2 separate regions of the Homo sapiens genome follow, and region 2 is linked to region 1. Evidence: chromatin contacts called from ENCODE Hi-C or POLR2A ChIA-PET data. All regions are on one chromosome and are shown on one strand. The core of a region is the stretch at or near the end of the contact, and the rest is flanking DNA. Distances in the headings are between cores, read along the strand shown. Region 1 holds the start of LINC02280 (long intergenic non-protein coding RNA 2280). Region 2 holds the start of PLD4 (phospholipase D family member 4).

The links. A loop is a pair of places that touch in the nucleus more often than their neighbours do. ChIA-PET counts read pairs that join two places held with the same protein, here RNA polymerase II (POLR2A). Pooled maps may share reads with other maps.
Region 2: a map with no recorded cell type shows a loop between it and region 1 (4-fold over the local background). The contact joins the promoter of PLD4 here to the promoter of LINC02280 in region 1. A Hi-C loop is called at or near these places in 18 of 37 single-sample maps with no recorded cell type and 5 of 50 pooled maps. POLR2A ChIA-PET finds 5 or more read pairs at or near these places in 2 of 52 experiments (B cell and activated CD4-positive, alpha-beta T cell).

Annotation. Positions count from the first base shown.
Region 1 is chr14:104,663,116-104,668,461 of GRCh38, forward strand. It overlaps LINC02280 (long intergenic non-protein coding RNA 2280), which reads right to left and starts at 2,443. Exons shown (of 2, transcript NR_135293.1): 1 at 1,618-2,443; 2 at 1-994. RefSeq lists an enhancer at 2,373-3,135.
Region 2 is chr14:104,921,496-104,926,841 of GRCh38, forward strand. PLD4 (phospholipase D family member 4) reads left to right here and starts at 3,384. Exons shown (of 11, transcript NM_138790.5): 1 at 3,384-3,495. RefSeq lists enhancers at 1,113-1,162, 3,557-3,726, 3,709-4,218.

The sequences.
Region 1 (5,346 bases), core at 1,193-3,692:
GGGGGACAAAACAAGACTCTGTCTCAGTAAATAAATAAAACCTCCTTTGATTATAAATTACCCAGTCTCTTGTAGTATCTTTATAGCAGTGTGAGAACCAACTCATACACCCACTATATTGAAATACGGTTACCAAAATAATAAAGTAATTGTTATTGGATTTCTTGTTAATCTACTGATTCAGGCCAGGCATGGTGGCTCACGCCTGTAATCTCAGCACTTTGGGAGGCCGAGGCGGGTGGATCACCTGAGGTCAGGGGTTCAAGACCAGGCTGGCCAACATGGTGAGACCCCTCCCCCCCCGCCACCATCTCTACTAAAAATACAAAAATCAGCTGGGTGTGGTGGCGTGCACCTGTACTCCCAGCTACTTGGGAGGCTGAGGCAGGAGAATCACTTGAACCTGGGAGGCGGAGGTTGCAGTGAACCGAGATTGCACCACTGCACTACAGCCTGGGCAACAGATTAAAAAAAACCTACTGATCCAGATCTAGCAGCAGCTCTCATGACCAACAGTGTTGAAGCAGGAACAAAAATGAGGCTTCAAGACGCCGAAGCAACTGAAACACGATGGGAAAATACACAGGACTTTGCTGACGGTGGAGTCCCAGGTTCTGTGGAGACCGCTAGGTCCTTTGGCCACATTCACTATTGAGGAACACTCACTTTAGCCTAGAGGCTGGTGAAAGTAAAGATGCAACGTTTTTCCATCCAAGTTCAGGGACACCTGAATCCCATGATCAGTAGGTTCTAGTTTAGAACCCGGCTGCAGAGTTTACACCTGAGTGTGGTGATTACATCTTCACCGTTTCCTGATTTTTATCCCATGATCAGTAGCTTCTAGTTTAGAAATCCGGCTGCAGAGTTTACACCTGAGTGTGGTTATTACATCTTCACCGTTTCCTGATTTTTATCCCACGATCAGTAGGTTCTAGTTTAGAAACCCGGCTACAGAGTTTACACCTGAGTGTGGTCATTACATCTTTGCCGTTTCCTGATTTTTAGAAAAAAAAAAAAAAAAAACCTGTGATCTGAACCAAGGTAATTGATCTCCCTCCCTTCCTACAGGTGTCCACGCCCTTGGGGAAGGTTATAGGGGTTGGATGTGCTTTTGACCCCAAGGGCTCCCTACGTAGCCCAGGCCAGCCTGGGGCTTGGAGGAGGGCGGGTGAGCTGATGAGAACCTCCTCCATGCTCAGCTTCCACCTGCTGGCATCTGTGTGCCCAGCACACAAAGCCTGGGCAACGGGCGACTCCTGTGAGCAGAGCTTCACCCTCTTCCCCTCTCACTACCCCCCACCCCACCTGCAGCCCCTCTCCTCCCTCCCCTTGGTTCGAGATGACCCCAACTCCCCCGGAGATTTCTACTGGGATCTGGTTTGGTTTTTGCTTTTTATGATCCCCTAAACCCATCTTCACCTCCCTGCTAGGGCTCCCCAGGTTGACTGGGGAGGACCCCACATTCCCCATGATTCCACGCAGCAAAAGGCACTTCTGGCAGGAACCCGCATCCCAGGGCAGGCCCTGGGGCACCTTGGGCTGGGGAAGACTGCGGCCCCAAAATCTCCACTCCCTGCGCTGCCATCTGAAACACCACCATGATGGATAATGTCTTACCTAGGGAGAAGGCACCTGTGCTGGAAAAGGAGACCCAAGAGACCCGCCTGGACCGTGTGGGTGAGACCATCGCACCCTCCTGCCGAGGGAGAAGGCACCTGTGCTGGCTAAAAGGGGTCCCAAGAGAACTGCCTGGACAGTGTGGGTGAGGCCATTGCACCCTCCTGCCGAGACGGTGGGCCCTGCTACAGAGCCTGATGCCCCTGAGGAGCTGGGACCACTGTCCTCCCAATACACATACACACACAAACACACACAGAGACACACACCGACACAAACACACAGACACACAGAAACACACACAAACACAGACACACACACAGACACACACAAACACACAGACACACACAAACCCACACACACACAAACACACAGATGCAAACACACACACACAGACACACACACACAGACACACAGAAACACACAGACACACACAAACCCACACACACACACAGATGCAAACACACACAGACACACAAACACACACAGACACACAAACACAAACACACACACACACAGACACACAAACACACAGATGCAAACACACACACAAACACACAGACACACAAACACACAGACACACACACAAACACACAGACACAAGACACACACACAGACACACAGACACACAGACACACAGACACACAGACACAGACAACACACACAAACACAGACACACACATACACACACACAAACACACAGACACACACAAACACACACAGACACACACAGCACACAGACACACACACAAACACACACACACCCTTCACAACCTTCCTGGGCTCTTAGCATTTTCTGTGGGGCTGTCAAGGCAGGAAGATCCAGGAGGGACCCCAGGGCGGGGAGAGACAAACTCTCCCAGCTCAGGAAGGCAGTGTGCTTTCGCCTAAATAACTGAGTGAGCTCACACTAACAGGAAGTGTTTTGATTTTGCAGTCTGAGAGTTAATCCCGTCGCTGGCCAGACATGTTTGCTTTTAGGTTCTCTGGTGGCCCACAGGTCCCAGTTCTGAATGGAAACATCCCGAGGCGGCCCCTCCCCTCCTCAAACTGCACCCTCCCCGGGCATGGCGCTGCCTGCAGGCTGTAGAGAGGGCCTGGGCTTTTTCACACCTTGGGGAGGTGTAGACCAGGGAAAGGAAGAGGAGAAGGATGTGGGCAACCCTCCACCACCAGGGAGCTCCACCACCACTCCGCAGGCCCTGGCGTGGCACCGTCCCCGAGGGCTGGCACCGGGCTGGTGGCAGGCCTCAGCATCAGAGGGTGGCTGAGTCGCACACACCGCCCCTACCCCTCTTCCCGAGACTGAGCCCCTCTCTCTAGCCCCAGAGCAGGAGTCACCCCCAGCCCCACCAGCCACTGCCCATGAAGCTGGTTGGAATTGCCCTCAGCGGCCACAGAGGCCCCAGCGGGGTCCCCAGCCAGGCCGACATGCACTAGCAGCTCAGAAAGAAAGGCCTTGTGTCCAGTGACCTCCCCCAACCTCGGAATGTGGCCGTTCTCTCCTCCCATCCCTACAGTAGGGCTGAGGCTGTCCCGAGTACAAAGGCCTTTTGTCCCCACAACCAGCCCCCACCCGCCGAGGTGACACTGGAGCTGGGAGAGTGGCAGCCTCCATGGCGGCCACAGTGGCTCCCAGCTCCCCTGCAGCAGGGCCTCCCTCCTCCCCCAGGGCCGGGCAGAGGGCACCTGCAGGGCATCTTCCCCGGCACCCCCTGGCTGCAGAGCACCCTGGTGAGAACGATCTAATCGGAGAGCCCAGGCTTATACACAGCTTCTCTCTGCCAGCTGAGAATTTACGTTTCTGATTAACTTGTGTTACCCACAATACACTGTAGACTACAGAAGGCCAGGACCCTCTGAGGTGGTGCAGTGCCCCCAGTCTTGTTCTGGGTGAGGGCTCCACGGACCTCTTTATTTGTCAAAACTCATACACTTTAGTTCTATGCATTTTACTCTGGGTAAACTGTATCTCAGGCCAGGCGCGGTGACTCATGCCTGTAATCCCAGCACTTTGGGAGGCCAAGGTGGGTGGATCATTTGAGGTCAGGAGTTCGAGACCAGCCTGGCCAAAATGGTGAAACCCGTCTCTACTAAAAATACAAAAATTAGCCGGGTGTGGTGGCAGGCACCTGTAGTCCCAGCTACTCAGGAGGTTGAGGCAGGAGAATCGCTTGAACCCGGGAGGTGGAGGTTGCAGTGAGTCAAGATTGTACCACTGCATTCCAGCCTGGGCGACAGAGCAAGACTCTGTCTCAAAAAAAAAAAAAAAAAAAAAAAACTGTATCTCAAAAATACATGGCCACAAAAAAATACATAGTCATTGTTTTAAGACACCAGAAAATACAGGCAAGCCGAAAGAATTCTGAACAACCAACGGCCGCTGCCCGAGGCCAGTTGCTGTGATTGCAGGTACTTTCCACCTGTCCAGACGCCTCCACGCGTGTGACACACACGCAATGCCAACCACACAACGCAGGCCGCCGTGAATGCCACTTACATCTGTCAGTGACAAAACCTGACCGTGTTTCCACTAACTCTGACACAATATTTTAAATGACTGCACATTATGCTGTGTGCATAAGCCAATTTGTGTTCAACAAATCCATGTATTGTTGGAAATTAACCACTTCTGGGGTTATTCTTTCAGAATTCTAAACAGTAGGGCCACAAATATCCTGATAGCTTGGTCTTTGAGCACCTTTAAGGTGCTATCTTGAGGTAAAGACCCAGGATTGGTGTTGCTGGGGCAAAAGACACTCACCTGCATTTTAAAGGGTTCTTTTTTGTTTTTGTTTTTTTCTGAGATGGAGTCTCGCTCTGTCACCCAGGCTGGAGTGCAGTGGTATGATCTCAGCTTACTGCAACCTCCGCTTCCGGGGTTCAAGCGATTCTCCTATCTCAGCCTCCCAAGTAGTTAGGATGACAGGCGCCTGCTACCACACCTGGCAAATTTTTGTATTTTTAGTAGAGACAGGGTTTCACCATGTTGGTGAGGCTGGTCTCGAACTCCCAACCTCAGGTGATCCACCTGCCTCGGCCTCCCACAGTGCTGGGATTACAGGCTTGAGCCACTGTGCCCAGCCTTAAAGGGTATTTTTAATGCCTTATGGAAAGCAGGGGTTCCAATAGGCTTTCCAGTCCAGTCTCTTCCTTGATCTTTATAACTCCAAAGAGCCTGGCAGACACTGAGCCTGCGGGGGAACACGAGAACCATTCTGCCTTGGAAATAAGACTAACCTACTGGATGCAGACCAGAATGCAATACACCTTGACAGTGTAAAACTAATCCCTGGACTTCCGGCCGGGTGCCGTGACTCAGGCCTGTAATCCCAGCACTTTGGGAGGCCGAGGCAGGTGGAGCGCTTGAGGTCAGGAGTTCGAGACCAGCCTGGCCAACATGGCGAAACCCCATCTCTACTAAAATACAAAAAAAAAAAAAAATAGCTGGGCTTGGTGGCACGTGCCTGTAGTCCCGGTTACTCGGGAGGCTGAGACAGGAGAATCACTTGAACCTGGGAGGCGGAGGTTGCAGTGAGCCAGGATTGTGCCACTGCACTCCAGCCTGGGCGACAGAGCAAAAATAATAATAATAATAATACCTGGACTTTTACTTTCACGTAGGCAAGGTGGATCCCACAGGGAAGGTCACCACAACTACTCACAATAACTGAGGAGGCCAGACACATTGTGAAAACCTTACTGCGAAGGCATCAGAGAGCTGCAGAG
Region 2 (5,346 bases), core at 2,134-4,633, 260 kb after region 1:
CTCGGCAGCTACGCGTGTCCAGGGATGTCTCCATTTCCTCCAGGTTTCCAGTTTCTGAGTGTATAATTTCTCATGTAGTCTCTGGTGATCTTTTGTATTTCTGTGATATCAGTTGTAATGTCTCTTTTTTGTTTCTGGTTTTGGTTATTTGGGTTGTCTCTCTTTTTTTCTTCATTATCAACTTAGAATATTTTCAGCTTCCATTTATGATGGGCTTATCAGGACATAGCTCCACCATGAGGTGAGGTGTGTCTGATGTGCTTACGGTGGGGTTTAAGTGCTCCCACAAGCCTGCTCTGACAGTCTGTACTTATTTGGGGTAAAAAACAAAAAAAAACAAAAAAAAAAAAAACAAAAAACTTAGCTCTGCTGACAAATAATGAGTCATATTTTCCCACAAAGTTAATTTTTGAAATAACAAAGGAAATTAAAGAAAAAATGTTCAGGCTGGGCACGGTGGCTCACACCTGTAATCCCAGCACTTTGGGAGGCCGAGGCAGGCAGATCACGAGGTCAGGAGATTGAGACCATCCTGGCTAACACGGTGAAACCCCGTCTCTACTAAAAATACAAAAAATTAGCTGGGCGTGGTGGCGGGCACCTGTAGTCCCAGCTACTCGGGAGGCTGAGGCAGGAGAATGGCGTGAACCTGGGAGGCAGAGCTTGCAGTGAGCCAAGATCACACCACTGCACTCCAGCCTGGGCGACAGAGCGAGACTCCGTCCAAAAAAAAAAAAAGTAAAATGACAGGAAAAGATATAACATTCAAACAGCAACTCAAAGAGAGGTGGAGTTCCTATACTAATATCAGAAAATATAGATATTAAGACAAAAATTATTGTTAGAGACAAAGAAGGATGTGTTATAATGATAAGAGGGTGATCCATAAGGAAGATATAATAACTAGAAACACATATGCACTAGCTGGGCACGGTGGCTCATGCCTGTAATCTCAGCACTTTGGGAGCCTGAGGCGGGTGGATCACGAGGTCAGGAGATTGAGACCATCCTGGCTAACACGGTGAAACCCCGTCTCTACTAAAAATACAAAAAATTAGCTGGGCATGGTGGCGGGCGCCTGTAGTCCCAGCTACTCTGGAGGCTGAGGCAGGAGAATGGCCTGAACCTGGGAGGCGGAGCTTGCAGTGAGCCGAGATGGCGCCACTACACTCCAGCCTGGGCGACAGAGCAAGACTCCATCTCAAAAAAAAAAAAAGTTTTGCTTCATGGGAAATCCCCAAAGTCCCTCCCCACACCCCATGGGACCAAAGGGCCCTAGACCTCAGGGTGGGGCCTGCAGCGCAGGGAGCAGAGCCGGCAAGGAGCTGCCCTCAGGTCGTTCCTGGCCACACAGCCAGCCTCGGAGCCACTGAGAGGCCTGCCCTGGGTCCCGAATCTAGACGCCCCTTCCAGCCTCAATCTTTCTTCCAGGGTAAGCAGCCTGAGAGGCCAAGAGGACAGTCCACCGAACCCTGAGCCCAAGGCCCAGGATTCCTTGCTTAAACATCCCCAAGCCTGGATCCATCCTCCCGAGGTAGAGCTGCCTGAGCTGTACCCAGTCCTGCTGGCCTGAGGGGCAGCCAGGGGAGGTGACGTGGTGCTTTTCTGGGGCTGCAATGAGCTCAGACCCACGGGCTGGGTGTAGCATGTGGGCTCATTGAGGCCCCTCACAATGTGGGGAAATCGGAGAGGGGACTGGCTGGGGCTGGCCCTCCTGCAAGGACTTCTGAGAGTGCTCCAAGGAGCCCTGGGGTCCTCCACTTGCCCCTGGCCTTCCAGGCCCTCACACACCATTGTTGTCCAGACAGAAGAGACTGGGCGCTGTGGTTCACGCCTGTAATCCCAGCACTTTGGGAGGCCGAGGCGGGTGGATCATCTGAGTTCAGGAGTTCGAGACCAGCCTGGCCAACATGGTGAAACCCCGTCTCTAATAAAAAATACAAAAATTAGCCGGGCGTGGTGGCACGTGCCTTAATCCCAGCTACTTGGGAGACAGAGGCAGGAGAATCGTATGAACTCGGGAGGCAGAAGTTGCAGTGAGCCGAGATAAAGCCGTTGCACTCAAACCTGGGGTACAAGAGCGAGACTTCTCTCAAAGGAAAAAGAAAAAAAAAAAGACAGAAGAGAACCTGTTCTGTCTAACTGCCTTTTGCTTGAGTGCAGGGAAGGCAGCCTCCCTTCATACTCATGCCCCAGCCCTGCAAATGTCACAGCAGGACCCACCTGGCTGCCCCTCCCCATACCCAGAGTAACCCTCACCCAGAGTCCCTGGAGGACCCAACCCTCGGGGGCATGCCTGGGGCCCAGCTGCATTCAGGCATCCAGCAACCCAGCCAGAGGGCTGGGGCTCCCCAACCATGGCCGGGAGGTAAGGGCTGAACCCAAGGCCAAATCAGAGCATCAGGAAGGTGAAGAGAGATCTGGGAGGGGCTAGGGAGAGGATGGATCTCTTCCCCATTCACTTCCTGGCCCACCCAGACTGGCCCCAGGGGTGCAGCTGACAGGCCCCACCCTTGGGAACTGCACCCTCCTGACTGGTGTCCTGCAGGCACCCTGAGGCCATCACCCTGGACCCCTGCCCTACATAGGCCTTACAAGGAGGAGCCAGGGTGGACACCCAGACCTCATTGAAAGTAGGAGTGTTCTCAAGGTCCCAGACCTTACTCAGGGACCCCAGTCGGGGGGTGGGGCAGTGGGAGGCAGAGCCCCTTGCTAGGAGCTTCTAGCCAGGCCCACCTTTTCAGATATGCCAGTGAGCAGCCCCAGCTTCGTTCTCCAAGATAAAGACCCTAGTTACCTCCATTGCTCAGCCTCCCTTGCAGCTAAGTGTAGCCATGTGACTAAGTTCTAGATCAAGTTCCAGATCACAGATAAGTGGAAGTGCCCTGTGGGACTTCCAGGAAGTCTCCTCTGGGATGTCCCTTATTCTCTGCTAAGAACACAGAGGCAATGGCTGAGTTCCAGCAGCCACTGTGAGGCCATGAAGGCAGGGATCCTAGGGACTGGGATCTGAGAGCCTGGCTCCCAATGGCAGTGGAGCAATGCCATCATCTCTAGCAAGGCCGTCTCTAGCCTGCCAGCCCCTGGACCTGCTTAGTGTTCGAGAGTAATGAACAACCTTGCTGAAGCCACTGTTCCTTAGGTGTCTGTGGCCTGCAGCTGAACTTGACTCCGATTCGTAGGCCCGCAACTGGAGGGCCTCTACCTCGAGGGAGTGGGGTGTAGATTTTTCCTGGAGGTGAAGGTTCTCAGCCCTACCCTCTAGCCCGCCCACCCAGCTCCAGCCGTCTGTTTCTGTCTCAGATGAGAGGGGGCCTCTCAGGACAAAGAGGAAGTAGCTGGAAGGGGAAGGAGCCAGCTGCAGAGAGGAGGAGGTGAGCTGCAGAGAAGAGGAGGTTGGTGTGGAGCACAGGCAGCACCGAGCCTGCCCCGTGAGCTGAGGGCCTGCAGTCTGCGGCTGGAATCAGGATAGACACCAAGGCAGGACCCCCAGAGGTATGTGCCAATGAGGCCAGGGCAGCTGAGAAAAGCCAGGCATGGGGAAAGGGCTGCTGTCTGCCTCCCTATGGCCTCAGCCTCCCAGCAACCCCAGGTCCAGAGAGTCACACAGCCTCCAGCTAGTCCTGTAGATGACTCGCTCCGTCCCCAGTCCGTGCAGCTGGGATAAGCTGGGCCCTGGCTCTCCAGCCAGGTGACAGCTGGGCCCTCTACCTCAGCCTGGGACTGGCAGCCATGCCTAATGCCCTGCAGGGCAGGAAATCTGGCACCTTCAGCCATGACCTCTGATGTCTGCAGGGTCTTACGCTATCTACCATGGGACCAGGGGGCTACAGCCCTACTCTGCAGGGGTCTCTCAGCTTGAGCCAACCTGGCTGGCGGTCCTCCCAGGTTCCATTGCAGGAGGAGGTGGTGAGGCGCTCTGGGGTCTGTAGTCCTGGGAGGGGACTTGGACAGGCTCCAAGTCTGAGATGGGGCCTGCAAGAGGCAGCGCCTCTGTGCTCTGAGCTGCCCGTCTGCCTGGAGCATTTAAGGGAGCAAAGGTCCTCTCTGGTGAGGGCAGGGAGTGTGGGGAGCAGCTGTCCAAGAACAGCCCTGGCACCTCGTTGCCCAGCCACAGCCCAGGATTCCATGTTTCCTCTCATTGACCAGCCACAGCCCAGGATTCCATGTTTCCTCTTCTGAGAGTTAGTGGGGGAGAGCAAAGGCCCGATGCTGGGCCCTGAATCCCTGGGGACAGTGGGGACACGGTGGGCACCCTGAGGTCTCCTCTGTGGGGTGGGGGGAGCATCCCCCAGAGTTCAGCTCTGGGGTGGGGGCGGCACCCACCCACCTCTGCAGGACCCCCCAGCGTGGGGGGAGTTGGGCCGCAGTGACTTGGCCTGAGTCCCCTGTCCCCACACTTGGTTTATGCTCCTACCCCCAATCCCCCATAACGCTTGGTCTCCAGGGCAGACTCAGTCCAGGCCCGACTCCTGTGGTGTTCCTGGCATTTCCGCCCCATGCTGAGGCAGGCCAGGTTCTCAAAGCCCTCAGCCCTGACCCGTGGGAGGACAGCCCAGACGAACCCCAGAGGCCTGGAGGCTGAGCTGGCTGCTCCTGGGTGGACAGCCGACCCACCGAGCCCTGGGTCCCAGCGCCCAGCCTGGCTGCAGACACTGGCACTCAGCACTGCCCAGGCCCAGGCCCCAAACCTCGGAGACATCCCCATCCCAGCCAGGGGCCAGCCAGCTCCTGCCCTGGTGGATGTCTCAGTCAGAGGCTGGCCAGCCAGGTGACCATGCTGGGCACAGACCCCTCCCTGCACCCGGGGAGGGCGCCTCTGTACTTGTGAGGCACCCTTCCCCCATGGTGGCACCTGGGGCAGCCTGACTGCTTGCTTTGGGGGTAGGAGTGGGGATGGGAGCCCACATCCCACAGGGCCCAGATGGCCTGGCTCCCAGCTCCTTGTGGGGTGACCACTCTGAGGAGATAAGGCGAGTCCCTGCAGCAGAGGACAACCCCCTCTGCCAGCAGTAGGGGTCCCACTCTGCCGCCATCTCTGCCCTCTCCACGCCTAGCCTCTCCAGCAAGGGTACTGCTCAGCTGCCCCCTCTGACCTGTGGCTCTCTGGAGGGGCTGCCGTGGGGCCAAGACAGGAGCCCAGCCCAGGAGGGAAGCAGTTATTTATAGGCCAGCAATAAGAGGACCAAGCGACAAAAGCAGAAACAGCCCTTTCAGACGCAGTTTCAGTTGTGGTTGAAACAGGGAACTGAGATGCAAATACCTAGATACTCACTGAGTGGGAGACCCTGAAAGGGGAGACACAGAAAGCCGGGGCATGTGGCTAGGCACAGACGCCCGCCCGCC